Regions from separate parts of the Mus musculus genome. Here region 2 is linked to region 1. Evidence: chromatin loops called from intact Hi-C (ENCODE). Cell type or tissue: left cerebral cortex. All regions are shown on one strand.

Region 1 (8,000 bases):
GTGGAGGAACAGTCTAACATGAAAGGCTATAGATTCAATCCATGGGAGAGAAGGAACGTAAAGATTTCCCAGAGTGAAATACTATCATCTGCCCATCACCCGCTCTCATCATCTGCTTCATGTACTTGGACATTTTCTTCCTACGGCTTTAGAGACACAGGTTCTAACGACAGCTTTGGACTCCTCCCACAGTACCATGTAGAACTTGTGTGCTCCCCTTCGACCCCCCTGCCAGCAGGCTGCAATATGCAATATCTCATGTACCGAGGAATCCCATCATCAGGGCTCTCCTGGTGTCTCCACAGCCCCTTCTAACTTAGTTATTTTCACACTGGAAGAATCGCCCATTCCTGACCAATCAGCCTTCACACTGGAGTACAGACTGTGGTACGTCTGGCTGTGTTAACTTGCAGTACAAGCACTGTGGGGTAGGGAGGATTCCTACTTGCCCCAGTATCTCTAATAACAGAACACTGACTAAATCAGCGGGCTTTATCTCCCCACCATAGACATGATGCTTGTCCTTAGTTTCAGAAGAGGGACCAATAATTACTGTAGTGCTCGTGAGAGCCCAGTTAGTTGCATGTCACAATCTTCTAGGACCTGGAACCCGCTCTTGCCTCTGAGTCTTCAGTGTTCCTTTGCTGGCCTCCTGATTAAGTCCAGGCATGTCCAATCACATCAACTCCACAGCAGACAGTAAAGAGCCCCACAAGCACTCTAACCGCACCTTGTAACCAGGCGGACAGTCCTTGTCCATACCTCCTCTTACCTTCTTGTTCTCCCCAGGGAACTCTGGCTCTTCAAAATTGAGTCTCAAGTTTAGCCTGTCCCCAAGATCCAGAACACAGACGTTCATGTGTGCAAACCTCAGTGAACACAAGGGAAACGTTTATTGTTCCACTCTTGACACATTGTGATGTCATAACTAAAAACCATAATCCTTTCCTATGATGATTTTTGGTGAGATTAACACAAAGTGCACAAACATAAAATTGTTTTAAAAAAAAAAATCTCAAAAGTTTACCCTTCCCACAATTTCTCTTCAAAAGAAAATTAGAACCTATGCTGCCACCCAGTGGCCAGCCAAACAAATCCAGTAGTGGCTAAGCAAAGCAGGTCCTACACTTACCTACATGGTTTCCTGCCTAGTGACAGACCTCACCTCCTGCTTGGGTGCAGTGCCCTCCCTATCCTCTTGGAGTACAGAAACCCACATCTGGCCTAGGAGAGACTCCCTCTCACAGACTGTCCTTGCCCATTCTGAGGTCCTACAGCTGCTTAGTCCCACAGCTTCGTAGATGACACAAAAGACCACGGGCTCATCCAAGATCTTCATCTGTTCAGAGTGTGTACACAGTAATTTTGATGTCTGTTGACTCAAACACCTCTTCGAGAATCGCAGATACATTTTCCCACTGCAGCCGATCCAGACCACATCCAATCCTGAGAACAAAGGAAAACACGCCCTTTTCTTGGTCTTTGGTTAAGAGGACGCGTGAACACACACCCTCCACTGGCTATGATGGACGTGCTTAGGAGCCTGCCCCCTCCCCGCTCCCTTTGGGCTCTAACCAAAGCAGTTTCCCAGGTTCTCACCCACAGGAAGCCACGATGAAAAATCTCCAGGTCGATTCTTGTTGTGAAGTCACTCAAGACAGTTCTTGGGCGACCATCGTATCTCTTTGCTTTCCAATTATTTTTAAGTACTTTCTAATTATTTCACTCTTTGATACGAGGTCACTAGCCTAGTTACTCTTTCAATGAAAACTGACTTGAGTGGGCAGGAAAATGTCCATATGTTTAAAACATACTTAAAATAATAGAGAGTTAGGGAGCATGCACAGGAGGGAGGACCTTAGGAAGGAAGTCAAAACGGAATGCCCGGAGATGCTGCTGGCTGTGTGACAAGAATGAGGCCTTTGCAACCAGATGGTCAACTCTACCACCTGACACTTTCTAATATGACACAGCCCTCGGGACAAAGGGAAAGCTTAAACCTGCCAATTTCACACGACAGCAGGACAATCAAGTTCCTGAACAGTGACTTTTTAACTTTCTGATACATAAGCCACTAGTATATTGAAGAAACGATGACGGCCTGGAGAGAGGCCTCTGGCTGCACTTCCAGAGGACCAGGGGTTCTAATTTACAGCATCCACATGACAGCTCACAACGCCTGTTAACTCCAGTTCCAGGGATCCAACACCCTCACCCAGACATACATGCAAGCAAAACACTAATGCACATTAAAAAATAAAAAGAAGAGATGTTGTGGTCACACTGAAAGTCACTTGGGCTTTGGTCAGTACTGACTAAAAACTACTAGGGCAATAAAAAGAGAAAGGGTATGGACCAGGTCCTCAAGAAGAAGTAAAGGGTCACCTAAGACCAATGTCATTTAAGTCCTCAAAGGGACATCAAGGACATCCTGACTGCTCCCCACAAGCAGGCATGAAGCATAAAAGGTAGAGGTCACTGACAACTTTCCTAACACCAAATCCAATTTTAGGAGCTCAGCAGTAGCCCGAGCGGAAGTGCAGCTGCCCAGTCTGCAGTCTGAGATTCAATGCTAATGCTTTAGGAGTAGAGGCTATCGCTTCAGACACAATGGCAAGAATTCAGCCATCAGCACTCCCCACAGAGGAGCTGAGGCAGGTGTGTGCCTTCCATTACTTAACTGATTCATTCAGTTAAGCTAGACCACAGATATGCCACTTAGTAGGGAGCTCTGACAAGCAGGGACCTGTCTCCACCTATTCTCTAGGCTTGGCCAATCGATCCGGGTTCCCTTGCCTGGGCATGGAGAGGTCAGTGACGCCATTCTTCAAACAATGGGACTTCATGGCCTCCAAACTCTTCTGTAGGTTCTCATACGTTGGCTTGTGTGAAGCCCGTTTCTTTGTAATCTGAACACAAAAGAAAGGATTCGAATTCTCATTAGCTCCATCTCCCAATATAGCAGTCAACAAAGAAGTGATGTGACTCCTCTACATCCTGAGAATTCCAAGAATAAACATGGCTTTATAGATTCATTCACCTAACTCATCTAAAGCAGGGATGGCAACATCCTACAGCCGCAGGAAAATCCACCAGGGACTGAGAAACAGACTCTGCCGAGTAAGGAGGAGAACACGGCACAGGAAAGCCGAACCCACCGCCATGTTTAAGCAAGATCACCGGTGACGTGGCGCACTTGTGCCAAGTCCTCGGACTGCCTGAGCAGCCCCCTTCAAAGTCTGCTCATTTAGCAATCACACTCCTTTGCTTTTTGCTTCCCTGTGAAAGCAGCAGCAAGACATAGTTCTTCGAACTGAAAAGCAGTCTTGGCTTTTAAGATGCCACCTGGCAGGTTAGTGTGTCTCCCGAGTGTTTGCTGTCCAGAACCGGCTTCTCGTGGGTTGGCTCTAAAGCACCCACACCAACTGTAAGGAAGGTGCCTCTTCTGGGACCCAAGATAAAGAATCCCCCATTCCCAAGTAGGCAGGAGAGCAACAGGACACTTTGTGGCTCGCAACAAGGAAGATTAAAAGCCCTCAGGGAAATCTCTCTTGAGACAGGGTTTCCTTCCACTGTGACTAAGAAATAGAAGTGGATCACCCTAAGGTTTGTCACTCTTAGACCACAGGCCCATAGAGGACAGCATAGTGGTCTCCCCAGGGAGCTGGGGCAGCCTGGTACACCTGCCTCAGTGCTCCAAGCAGCCAGCACCTCTGGAGCTGAGCTGATGTACAGCTGGGGGCTGTCTGGCATTCTTTGGTGTCTAGGATGGTGCATCATGACCAATACAGAGAAGTTCATCTACTTGCCAATCTACACAGTATGAAGATCTGGCCCCATCTTACCAAGTAATATATATATCGCCCATCTCTCTTCAGAACAGCCACTTCTCCAGACTTCTTTTCTAAGAAAAACAGTTACTTAATAGTAAAAAGGAAAAGGAATGTCTATTTCCACTTATGATAGAACAATTTTTATAGACCTGACCATACTTACCCCAATTTCTAATGCACTGTGATCTGCCCACTTATGTCTTAAAATTGTCTTAGAATAGACTACTGTTCAAATGTTGTCAAACATGTTTATTCAACAAGTGTGTGTGTGTGTGTGTGTGTGTGTGTGCATGCATGCACGCGCATGACAGTTATGCACTGAGACTAGAGGTCAATATTGAGTGCTTTCTCAACTACTTTCCATCTAATTATTGAAAAGTACTTATTTTATTATTTTAAAAGTATGTTCATGTATGCATATGTGCACAAGTTCAGGTGCCTATGGAAGCCAGAGACATCAGATCCCTGGAACCAGAGTTACAGGCAATTACGATACCCCATGTGGATGTTAAGAATCAAATTTGGGTCTTCTTCAAAAGCTTTTAACCACTGAGCTCACTTTCCAGCATCCCCACCCCAGCTAATATTTTGTTTTCCTCTCTTCTCCTTCTGTCTTTTTGAATCCGGGTCTGTCACTGACATTGGAGCTTCCTGAACCAGCTACACTGGCTGGCCAGTGAGCCCTGAAGATCCACCTACCTCTATCTTCAGGACTGGGAGCAAACACATTTTGTACCTATGTACTGGCTAGTTTTGTGTCAACTTGACACAGCTAGAGTTATCACAGAGAAAGGAGCTTCAGTTGAGGAAATGCCTCCATGAGATCCAACTGTAAAGCATTTTTTTCAATTAGCGATCAAGGGGGAAAGGCCCCTTGTGGGTAGGACCATCTCTGGGCTGGTAGTCTTGGGTTCTATAAGAGAGCAGGTTGAGCAAGCCAGGGGAAGCAAGCCAGTGGAAGCAAGCCAGTAAGGAACATCCCTCCATGGCTTCTGCATCAGCTCCTGCTTCCTGACCTGTTTGAGTTCCAGTCCTGACTTCCTTGGTAATAAACAGCAGTATGGAATTGTAAGCTGAATAAACCCTTTCCTCCCCAACTTGCTTCTTGGTCATGATGTTTGTGCAGGAATAGAAACCCTGACTAAAACATACCTAGCTGTACAAAAATAAAACAAAATCAAACCTATGGGTTCTGAGGAAGAAAGTTCACTTTCATGCTTGTTTAGCAAGCACTTTATAGCTCCAATCAGCCTCTATCCCAGCAGTAACCTTTCCACAGTGTTGAATTAAACACTATAAGGAACACTCCCCCTCTGCACCTCACCCCCAACTTCTTTATGTAGCCTGGCTGTCCTAGAACTTGCTCTGTAGAGCAGGCTGACCTTGAACTTACAGAGATCTGCCTGCCTCTGCCTCGTGATTACTAGGATTAGAGGTGTGTGCAACCACTCGATGCTGAGGAACATGTAAGGCCCTTGGTTATTCCATTACCTATTCAGAAACAGTGCCATCATTTCTTTTCGTTATTGTTGCTGTTTGTTTGTTTCCTCAAGATAGGGTTTCTCTGTGTAGCAGTCCCGGCTGGTCTAGAACTAAAACTCACTTTGTAAACCAGGCTGGACTTGAACTAACAGAGATCCACCTACCTATCTCCTGTGTGTTGGGATTAAGGGTATGCACCACCACCATCCAACTTAATGTCATCATTTTAAATAACTGTAACCAAAAGCAGTAAGTCTAGAGTCATAACAAATGGTACATGTTCCTAGAAGTCTGGAGAAGTAGCTATTCTGAAGAGGGATGGGGCTGGAGTGTAGTCAGATTTTATTTCAGACGCCCCAGAGGTACTGTAATACATAGTTCTGATTTAAAGTCATTGGCAGAAAGCGGTGGAGGGATCTGGAAAGTGGTTTCTGACCTACGCTTCATAAGTCTAAGTACATAGCCCTGGCTAGCCTACAACTCCTGATCTCCAGATCAGGCTTGTCTTGAACTTGCTGTGATCCATCTCCCTCTATATCTCAATCGCTGAAATCAAGGCGTCTGCTACCACTTCTAGTCCAAACCACACTTTGTAGAGGCTCATGCCTGTAATGTCAGTATCCGGGAGACTGAGCCAGGAGGACGGCTTAGAGGTCAAGACAAGCTAAAGTTAACAAAGCAAGAGCCAGGCCAGCCTAGGCTACACAACGAGACTCTGCTTCAAAGAAAGAACGGAATAATATTTCGTACAGGATCTTGACCTCCAGAGCATATGGAATTTGATAAGCCCTTCAGTTAACCAAAGTGTGGGAAAGGTGAAATATTTTGGAAGAAAAGCTTTGAGGGTTTGGGGAGATGAGTTAAATCAGTGAAGTGCATGCTGGACAAACATGACAACCTGTGTGATCCCCAGCACCCACAGGAAACCTACGTGTCAGGTACACACTGGACAGCCCAAACTGGAAAAGCACATAGGAGGATGCCTGGGGCTAACAAGCTCTACGTTATTAAGACGTGTCCTCGCTAAAAAAAAAAAAGAAAAGAAAAAAAAAAAAAAGAAAAGAAAAAGAAAAGAGAAAGGTGGAGAGCCAACAAAGACAGATGTTGCCAACATCTGGACTCCTTACATGTATGTATCTGCACACTGCAAATTCATACACAAAAAGGGCGAAGAGACTGGAAACTTTGACAACAGCTCTGATTTAGTGTGGTAAAGATCTACAGCAGAGGCCAATCTTGAGGAAGTTTAAAAAAACTACAGCAGCAGCAATAACAACAACAAAACCCTTAACAGTTAAAAGCAGTCACTAGAAATCTCTTTGACTGTACATGTACACAGAGTATAGCGGAAGACCAAATCAGGCTTCAGCCAGCATGAACCAGGCTACGATGCTCTGGAAACTCACGTTGACTTAACAGTTCCTGCACCCCTCCGAATCTCTTCTTGAAGAGAACAGCTATTCCAGCACCCATTCGACAATCCTCACTGATACAATGGGCTAGAGAGTCTGTTTTGGGACATGCGAAAAGATCTCCTTTCACGTAAGTGATCTAAAACGTGCAAAGGAAAAAAAAAAAGGTTAAAAACAGAAAACTATTTCTCCTTTCAGATCTTCAACAGAGCCCCACCCCCACTGCTTCAACCCTGCTTCTCTGACACTCTGAATTAAAGACAACTCTTCCCAACTTAGGAGTTAACCACGATATTTTAAAGTATCTGTAAAAGGAAAGTGATGGATGGTTATTATCTGCCTAGGGTTGTATTAGCCTTTTCTAAGTAAATCAGCTAGAGAGAAACAAACAGGGAGGGGCGAGAATCCAATTATTGGTTTAATTAAAAAGTGTTTATGCTTTTGACCTCAATTATTCTGATTTTCACTTCACCGATAAATTTAATAGCTGTTACGCACTCGACTTCCTTCTGGATCTTCATTAAGGCGGGTGGCCATGCTACTGAGTCGCTATTTCCAGAATTTAAGAGTTCCTTCTGCTAATGAAAAGGAAAAGCAAGTAAAAAAATACCGCTCAGGCAGCCCGAACATAGCGTGTTCAGATCACCCTGACAACCCATTTAGTCTTCCCCACCTCCTTAAGGTATTCTTTCTGGATGTGAGCTCACTCAGCCTCTAAGAGGCAACACAAAACAGCTTTCCAGGAGCCGAAGCAAAGGCGGTCCTAAGACACACCTCCTTACTTCTAGCAGGGAAGGTTTAGGACAGTCCAGAATTTTCCCAGAGAATATAGCTTAGAACGGGAAAGACCTGGCCACAGTTACACTGAGCGGCAGGGTGAGCCGAGAACTGCTTCTCAGGGGAAGATCACCACCAGTCTTGGAGGTACAGGAAGGAAGGTCTGATAAGACTTCCCCGTCTCTCCTCCTACCCTAAGGAGGGCAACCCTGGGATCCCGCAGAAAAGTGGGTACTGGGGGGTCATCCTTCACCTGCAAAGGAATCGGCCGTCAGCAGGCCCTCCTCCAAGCAGGGAAGGGTTCGGGATGAAACCCTCGTAGGTAGGAAAGCAACAGAAGAGTCCCGACACGCAACAAATCCCGCCAAAGCCTTTTGATTGTACGCACACTCAAGATGGCCGCCCCCATCCCTTAACGGGGCGGAAGTGAGCCTCTCTAGCTGGGTAGCGGCGCCCGCTCTCGGTAGTAAGGGCTTCAGAATTTCCGGCGGGAAAT
Region 2 (8,000 bases), 990 kb before region 1:
CACCTGGCTTCTCTACCTTGCCTCCGTCCTTCACAGGGAATCAGATGGTCACTACTCCCACCCCTGGAAGCATGCCCAGCCTCTCTGTGTTCCAGTGTCTTGCATTTGCACCAGTAAGTTTCTTCTACATACAATTCCGCTTAGAACAGTTCACCCAAGCTTTAGACTCACACAGTATCGTGATGTTTGTTTTCCCCCATGAGCTGGTATTTTGCACCTAGACTTCTACCTCCACGCCTTGCTCAGATTTCTGAGGGCTCACTCCCCTGCCATTTAGCTTTGGGGATTGCTGACGAGGTCTTCTGTCCTTTTGATTTTTTGGTCCTCTGTGGGAAAAGAACACATTTTTCATCTCTGAAAGCTTTTGAAATCTTTCCTTTATCCTACAGATACTGAAATGTCACCGGCATGTATCCAAGTGTGTGTGACACTTTAGAAATTCTCTCTGCTTAATATTTTATGGATTCTTTAAGCTTAAAGGCTGGGATTCTTTGCTATTATGGCTTGATGATTTTCTTCCCTCTTGAACCACCCTGTCTGTCCATTCTGTTCCTCTGAGACTTAAAATAGAAAGAAAGAAAGAAAGAAAGAAAGAAAGAAAGAAAGAAAAGGAAAGGAAAGGAAAGGAAAGGAAAGGAAAGGAAAGGAAAGGAAAGGAAAGGAAAAGAAAAGAAAAGAAAAGAAAAGAAAAGAAAAGAAAAGAAAAGAAAAGAAAAAGAAAAAGAAAAAGAAAAACCATCTGGCCCTATTTTGAACTCCTGAGAACTATATGTTTGAAAGAGGGTTTAGTGACTTCATTGTGGTCCTGATGGTTGGAACAGGAGACATTCAGAGCAGCCTGGAAAAACTGGGCAAGATTCCTGTGGTGAAGAGGAAACGCTGGAGAGGAAGGATTCCACACCAGGTGTGTGTGGCTCTGCAGGCTTGCAAGGTGAGCTGTGTGCTTAGATAGCCTGCTGTGTTACAGAGAGTTTGGTTTGGTGCAAATTGCCTCTATTTTCTAAATGTACATGCTCAAAATATGTAATTACCCACTAAAGGGAATGCCTGTGTGTGAAAGCCAGATGGGCACTTCTTCTAGAACCTGGCTAGCCTGAAGTGTAAGAAGGACAAGTTGCCTGTTAGGGCACAGAGCATGAAGAACCAGCCAAAGGAGGGCCCCTTACACAGAGGACAGATGGACATATGTCTCTTATCGATCTTTCTCATTGCAGTGACCAGACACTTGAGAAGCAGCAACTTAAGGTTGAAAGAGCTTGTTTTGAGAACAGATGCAGTTGGGGCTGGAGAGATGGGGTTAATGGTTCAAGAGCACTGGATGCTCTTCCAGAGGACCAGAGTTGGATTCCTGGCACCCACATGGTGCCTCACAACCACCTATAACTCCAGTTTCAGGGGATTCTGGCTTCCAAGGACAATGTAGACATGTGGTACACATCCATACACACAGACAAAACGTACATAAACATCTAATAAAAATAAAACATAAGTAGAAGGAGGGGGAGAAGGGATGCCGTCCTTCATGAGAAACACACGGCAGCAGGGGAGTGAGGCAGCTAGTCACCATGTTTCAAGGGCCTAGGGAGCAGAGAGAGGACAGGAAGGGGTGGGCCTAAAAGCCACAGAGAGCAGACAGGAAGAGGTGGGCCTAAAAGCCACAGAGAGCAGACAGGCAGAGGTGGCCCTAAAGCCTTAAAGAGCAGACAGGAAGGTGTGGATCCAAAAGCCCCAAAGCCGTGAGAAATGGCTCAGTGGCCAGCTGAAGACACGGCGAATGATTTATCTATTCAGGATTCTTATTCTGGCATCAGGGAGGCCCAGGCCCAGAGAAATAAGCTGGATATTCTAAGAGAAAGGAATTATATATAAACTAAGTTAGTGTGATTTAACAGTGGCCCAATGTCCTCAGACTCGCATCACCCCCAATTACATCAATAGGAGGCCTCCTTTCCAATTGTTGCTGTTTCTTTTCAAGGTGCAGATAGCTCTCTTTCATTGCTTATAGGTTGTCTAAATTAACACCCTATGTATCTATCCATAAATGAGACCATGATAAGATGTAGGTTTCTCAAGTAATGGACATTCTATGATAGTCTGCAAATATAGGACCAGAGAGATGGTTCAATAGTGAGGGGTGCTTGTAGTTTATGTAGGGCAAATGGAGTTTAATTCTCAGCGCCCATATCAAACAGTTCACCACTGTGAGCCACTCCAACTCTGCAATCTTACACCCTCTTCTGGCCTCCACAGGTTCTTATATACACGTGGCTGTGCACACAGACCCATACTTGTACATTGAAAAATATTGTTATTTTTTGTAAAGGAGCTTTCTATATAGAACTGATCTCCATCTGACACAAAGACGGCAATACAGACTGCTGCATGTAGCCACACCTTCACCTTCTTTCAGGTGAAAGCTAAAGTTTTGCACATGTAGACGCTCCCCAAATACTCCATCTTCACAACTTTTCCCAGGAGAGGGTGGAGAAGAAAGGTCCAAATCCCCAGAAAATCAGGATGGAGTCTTCAATCAGCAGGAAAGAATCATCATAATCTTTGGGATTTATTTTTACAATAGCAGCTGTTAAAACGCTGGTTCAACAATGTACATAAAACAAGGACCTGTCCCTACTTGGCTTCACTCATTATCCTGGAAGGGAAGCCATCAAATCATTCAATTTAAACAACTTCAGTTTTGCGTTGCATGAAAGTAAGCAGGGAGTCATAGTAAGAGACCATCCAATGGGGCCGGAAAGATCAGCAGTTAAAATTGTTCCCTGCTTTTGCAGAGGACTCCAGTTTGGTTCCCACCATCCGTGTCAGATGACTCAACTGCATGCAACTCTAGTTCCAAGGGACCTGATGCATTTTTTGACTTCCACAGGCTCCTGTACTTACATGAGCATGCCTGCACATAGGAGAGAAAAAGAGAGAGAGAGAGAGAGAGAGAGAGAGAGAGAGAGAGAGATCGATCGCTAAATGAGTGAACTGTGGACACTTTCCATTTGTTTTAATAGAGAGTTGACGATACTCTTCTTGCTATCTTCTGCTCATTCCCTGCTTCCACCCTCCCTCCCACATTGGGCTCTAGGGTGAACATAACACACTATAAGTAGATGGCAGTTCAAGTGTCTCCTTAAATAAGCCTGTCTGGGATAGTGCCTGGAACCTATATCGGAGGCTTCACCACTGTCTTCCCTTTCCACTCTGGACAAGAAACAGGCCAGTAAGGTGGGCTCTATAGTTTTCCTACCTGGTTTATGGCCTGGCCAAACTTAACACTGGAGTATTGAGGGAGAAAAGAATTACATCTGGCTTTGTTAGATGGTGCCCAGCCACCCTATGAGAGACATTGTTCTTCTGACCCAGGGTTAAAGAAAGGTCTTGCGTGCGCCTGACTCGCCAGCAAGAACAACGCTGCAACAGGATCCTTATGCACACGTTTATTGGGAGAGCTTGCTTGCAGAGGCGAAGAGACCCCAAACCCAGAACTGGTGCTGCTTATATAGGCCTAGAAGAGGCGTGTCTCACACCCAGATTGGTTATGCATGGGTTATGCTTACCACCTCATTTGCATGTCTCACATCTGATTGGTTAACATGTCTCTCATCTGATTGGTTAACTTCTCTCTCATCTGATTGGTTAACTTGTCTCTCATCTGATTGGTTAATTCTCAAAACCTCATCTTGGCAAAAAAAAACTTTACTGCCTATGTATGCGTGGTGGCCAGTGGTGGCCAGTGGTGGCCAGTGCCACCCTGCAATGGCACATGTGGCTTCCCACAGAAAGGGGTGAACAGCAATTCACTCCTGAACAAGTTCAGAGATGAATGAGTAGAATTGGGAGTGGGGTGAGCTTCTCCATGAGCTAGCTTTCTAGCCCTTGAGTGCAGAGCAGAAACGGTCCTCCCATGTCCCCATAGGATACAGAGTATGCAAGCATTGAACCATAGCTTCAACATTTGAGATATGCTAACTGCCAGTGGTAAGGCATCTTGGGTGCCCTCCGAATAGCAACCTTTGAATATCTGACACCCCGACAATGACACAAGCAGTCCAGACATTGAAGGACATGTAGTGATGGTGGTTCTCTCAGGCATGGATAACAGCCCTGTATTTCACAGGGATTTTGCTGGCTCATCAAACAAGGGGAGGGGAGGGGAGGCCCTGTGATCTTCCTGAAGAACTACAAAGGGCATATAATCTCAAATAAGTTACAAACATGGTTTACAAAATCAACAGCAGATACCTAGTCTGGGCTGAAGTTGTAAGCTAGCATGAGTGACAGTTCCCAGAATCATCAGGTAAGAACACGAGGTTTCTGAAGGGCATTAAAAATAAACAGTAGGACATCCAAAAAAAATGGCACTTTGCGGGACAATATGTGTGTCTTACCTTTATCTCAAGTGGATGAATGGAGGCCAGGAGTCACAGGTGGTATCTGATTTGTTTGATGAAGAATAAGGAGCCCCATTTCTATATAGATAACAGTATTCACATACACAACAGCACAAAGATCTGGCACAAAGAGCCTGGGTATAAAAGAGCCTCACTGCATTAGGCAGAGAGGATAGGATATCCTGGAGCCTCCTGATTGATCAGGTATAGAAGCTAGGGGTGACTTCCAAATATGCCCGCTAGGTGGCAGTGTTGATTAGTCCACAAGTCAGGGAAGCCTTCCAGGAATTCTCTTTGAGCTGAGTATTAAGACTCTCCAGTGAGAGCCCTGGGTTGAGGTTTGCCAATGGCAAGCCTTGCTCCCTTCATCTCTGCTTCACCCCTTTAAAAAGACAATAGGGGCAGCGCAGAATCTGTTTCCAGAACCTTTGAAGTCATTCATAGTACCTAATCTCTTCATTCTACCACACAAAACCAAGAGATACCAGCCTAAGGCAGATGAATTGTTCTGAATGTTAATTGATAAGGAGGCTGGGGGTCTAGAATAGTAGTCAATTTGGCTCCCCACAGCACAGGAGATGGGGTTCAAACACATAAGGGTAGCTCATGCTGCAAAATTACCCAACTACCCCCTTGGCAAATTAAGCTCCTTAAATTCTGCCATGGAATGTTTTTTACCCTGAGCTAGGCATGGCGTCGTCTGCTCGTGACCCATTTAGGGAGATTTGATTACTATTGACTTTCTGCCATTCCTTTACCTAATCCAAATAGTCAGGGATTTAGGTCGAAGGTGGTATGATGGCCAGGAACCCAGAACTGCACACACATTCTTCCTAATCCCCTACCAAAGCAGTCAGGGCTCTTGCTTGTGACAGAAATCCAATTAAGTATATCCTTAGACAGGAAAGAAGTGTTACTGGCACAGGATGGTTGCTGGTGCAGCTGGGGGCTTTGGATAAGCGGCGATCACAGGTTATTTCTGGAACATTCTTGCAGACATTCTCTATTGCTTTGAGTGTAGAGCCCTCTGTCTCCATTGGGAGATTGTGTTTCTCTCTCTCTCTCTCTCTCTCTCTCTCTCTCTCTCTCTCTCTCTCTCTCTCTCTCTCTCTCTCTCTCTGATGTTGACCTTGGAAACGTCTGAAATGGATAGAATAAGACACTTTAGGCTAAGTTCACCATCACCAAACACTGACTCTCTATTTTATTTCTCAATTAAAGTCACCTTTGCTGGCGTAAAAGCACCTGGTTCTCTAGAATACTAGAACACAGCCACTGGCCACCGAAGGAATGACACACAAGGAAAATACGAGAATCTCTCCTCCAGAAACCTGTTCCAATGATATACTTAAGTTTCACTGTCTTCTCTTTCTCCGTTGATAGTGAGAAACACAGACATCTCCCTTCTCTTGGGAGATATTAATTCCCAGTGAAACTGAAAGCCAGGGGTAACGAAGGTAAGAATTCTGAAATTTTGGTTCCTTTTAAAAACACAGAAGTATTCTGAGAAAGTGTTCTTGTTTTGATCCCAGGTGTGGGGATATGGGACTGCTTCAGATTGTCCATAGCAGTTGACCATGATTTGTTGCGTGTAGCTTTTGCTACCACGCCTAAGCTCTGGGAATGGGCCACACTCCCAGCCTCTACCCAGATTCCTTTGAATTCACAGATAAAAACCATAGAGACATACATTGTTCAATTTCAACCTTTTTGGCCCAGTTGCTGGGTGGTGCTTATTCCCTGCCTGGAGAAGCATGCCCTTATCAATACTCTTAGCTGAGCACCTCTTCACCTGAGCTCAACTTTAATTGCTCAGTTATATCTAGTCCCAGCTAAACACTCCCAACTGCCTGCCTGTAGGAGTGGCCTGTGGCCACTTTGTCTGAGGTCTCTCGTGACTGGTCACCTTTTCTCCCTCAGAAGCATGGCAAATTCTCTCTTTCACTCTTCTCTCCTTGTGTCTGTCTGCTTGCCTCCAGGAACCTGGAAGTCCTGCCTATTCCTTCTGCCCAGCAATTGGCCCATGGCTTCTTTACTGACAGATCAAGAACCAGTTGGGGAACAGGACCTTAACATCAGAACTATCCCTACAATGATTTGCCTCTTGCTCTGAGTGGGCTGTGATTTTGCCAGCTGCAGATAGTTTCTGGGATTATGTGATGTTTGGAATTCTGGAGACTTTTCAGAGGGTACATCAATGGGCCCCAAGAGATGGATGGGTTGTTTTTGGTTGTGGTTTGCTAAGTAGTATGGGCAAATAAGAAACAACAAGAAGAAATTAGATATCCTGAGAGCAAAGATCAGACTTCACTCAAGGGACTTGATACCCTTAATCAGCAGGAAGTAGTCTAAGCATAGCACTGCCACCTTTCTGACCCCTGACTTTAGTCAGAAATCTCTTTTCTTTCCTCTCTATCCATTTTTCTTCTCTATTATCCCGGTTGGCTTGCTTTTCATTGGCTTAGCCAATAAGAGCTGGAGGCAGTGGAAGACACTAAGGCAGATGAAGCGGTGAGCAGGGAAATTAAGGTCCACAGAAAGAAGAAAAGAAATCTGGGCTTCTGTTTCATTGGAATATGAGTGACGGCCATTAACACAGCTGTTAATTGTATGTTGCAGGCGCACCGAAGACTATATTTCTGAGTCCTTTGTAGTTGGTCAGGATCATAGAACCAGCTCAGCCAATGTGTTGTAAGTGGAGATGGCTAGAAAGGATGAGCTTCTAGTTTAGAGCTGAGCACTTAATTCTGGTATAGACTTTTTCCAGAATGTTCTTTCTAGGGTTATCACCTGCCCAGTTCAACGTAGCAACTGTCCCCCCAGAGTGAGTGTAATGAGATTGTGCTCGTCAGCTCGATATGGACCTGAACCATGAGCACGAAATAAACCACTGGGCAGCCAAGACTCGGACGTGAGGTTGACATTGGTGTAACCTAAAACATCTTTAATATGATAGAAGCCCAGTGAAATCACTGAATCGTCCACGTGCTTCTCCCTAAGCCTTCCAGAAGCTCCAGGAGGACTACAGTCCCTGCCTGCGGTGCTGCACAATAGCGCTTTAGTCTTCATGGATAGACACACTTGCACAAATACATACAGTTCTGAACATTCATGATGTTCTAGAGTCTGGTGGCTGCTGGACTGCATGCAGTCTTTGGGCTTCCCAGGTCCTAAATGATTTCACTGTCCAGCATCAGCACCTCAGCTTGATTTCTTTCTCATAGAACTATGGATTCTGCTGGGGAAGCAAAAGACTCCAGGGTGGCTGCTGAGAAAGATGATGATGATGGTGATGGTGATGGTGATGGTGATGGTGATGGTGATGGTGATGGTGATGGTGATGATGACGATGATTTTGATGAAGGAGTTGTGTCAGCCAAAAGCCATTCCAACTACCAGAGATCAAAAACTGAAGTTTTGAGTTGCACCTTTCACATTGACCTGGACGAGAGGCCTGCCCTCTCCATGAAAAATGGGGTTAGCTTACTAGAACTCATTAAAGGTGCACCCTCTTTCACAATCTAACCTTCAAGAGTGAGTGTTCCCTGACTTTAGGAAAGACGATGCTATGCAAGCTGAGGAAAGGTCCAAAGTCATTTCATT

Evidence for each region. Peaks named below come from ENCODE experiments on the same cell type or tissue, not always from the same donor. Only the 100,000 strongest peaks of a DNase experiment are listed, where the experiment ranks them.
Region 2: it touches region 1 in a loop (7-fold over the local background); 9 of 42 quality-filtered maps call a loop at or near these places.

The regions. Positions count from the first base shown.
Region 1 is chr17:48,410,130-48,418,129 of GRCm38, reverse strand. It overlaps Oard1 (O-acyl-ADP-ribose deacylase 1), which reads right to left. Exons shown (of 6, transcript NM_001289490.1): 1 at 7,758-8,000; 2 at 7,226-7,302; 3 at 6,722-6,866; 4 at 3,846-3,904; 5 at 2,797-2,909; 6 at 860-1,446. The coding sequence starts at 7,264. The coding sequence ends at 1,344. Among named protein-coding and RNA genes, the nearest start is that of Oard1, 4.1 kb to the right of the region's middle. In left cerebral cortex, a CTCF peak has its summit at 1,085 (motif pointing left); a DNase peak (open chromatin) is centred at 1,114; H3K4me3 peaks cover 1,256 bases; H3K27ac peaks cover 1,388 bases.
Region 2 is chr17:49,396,962-49,404,961 of GRCm38, reverse strand. No RefSeq gene overlaps it. Among named protein-coding and RNA genes, the nearest start is that of Gm41594, 23 kb to the right of the region's middle. In left cerebral cortex, a CTCF peak has its summit at 4,629 (motif pointing right); a DNase peak (open chromatin) is centred at 4,648.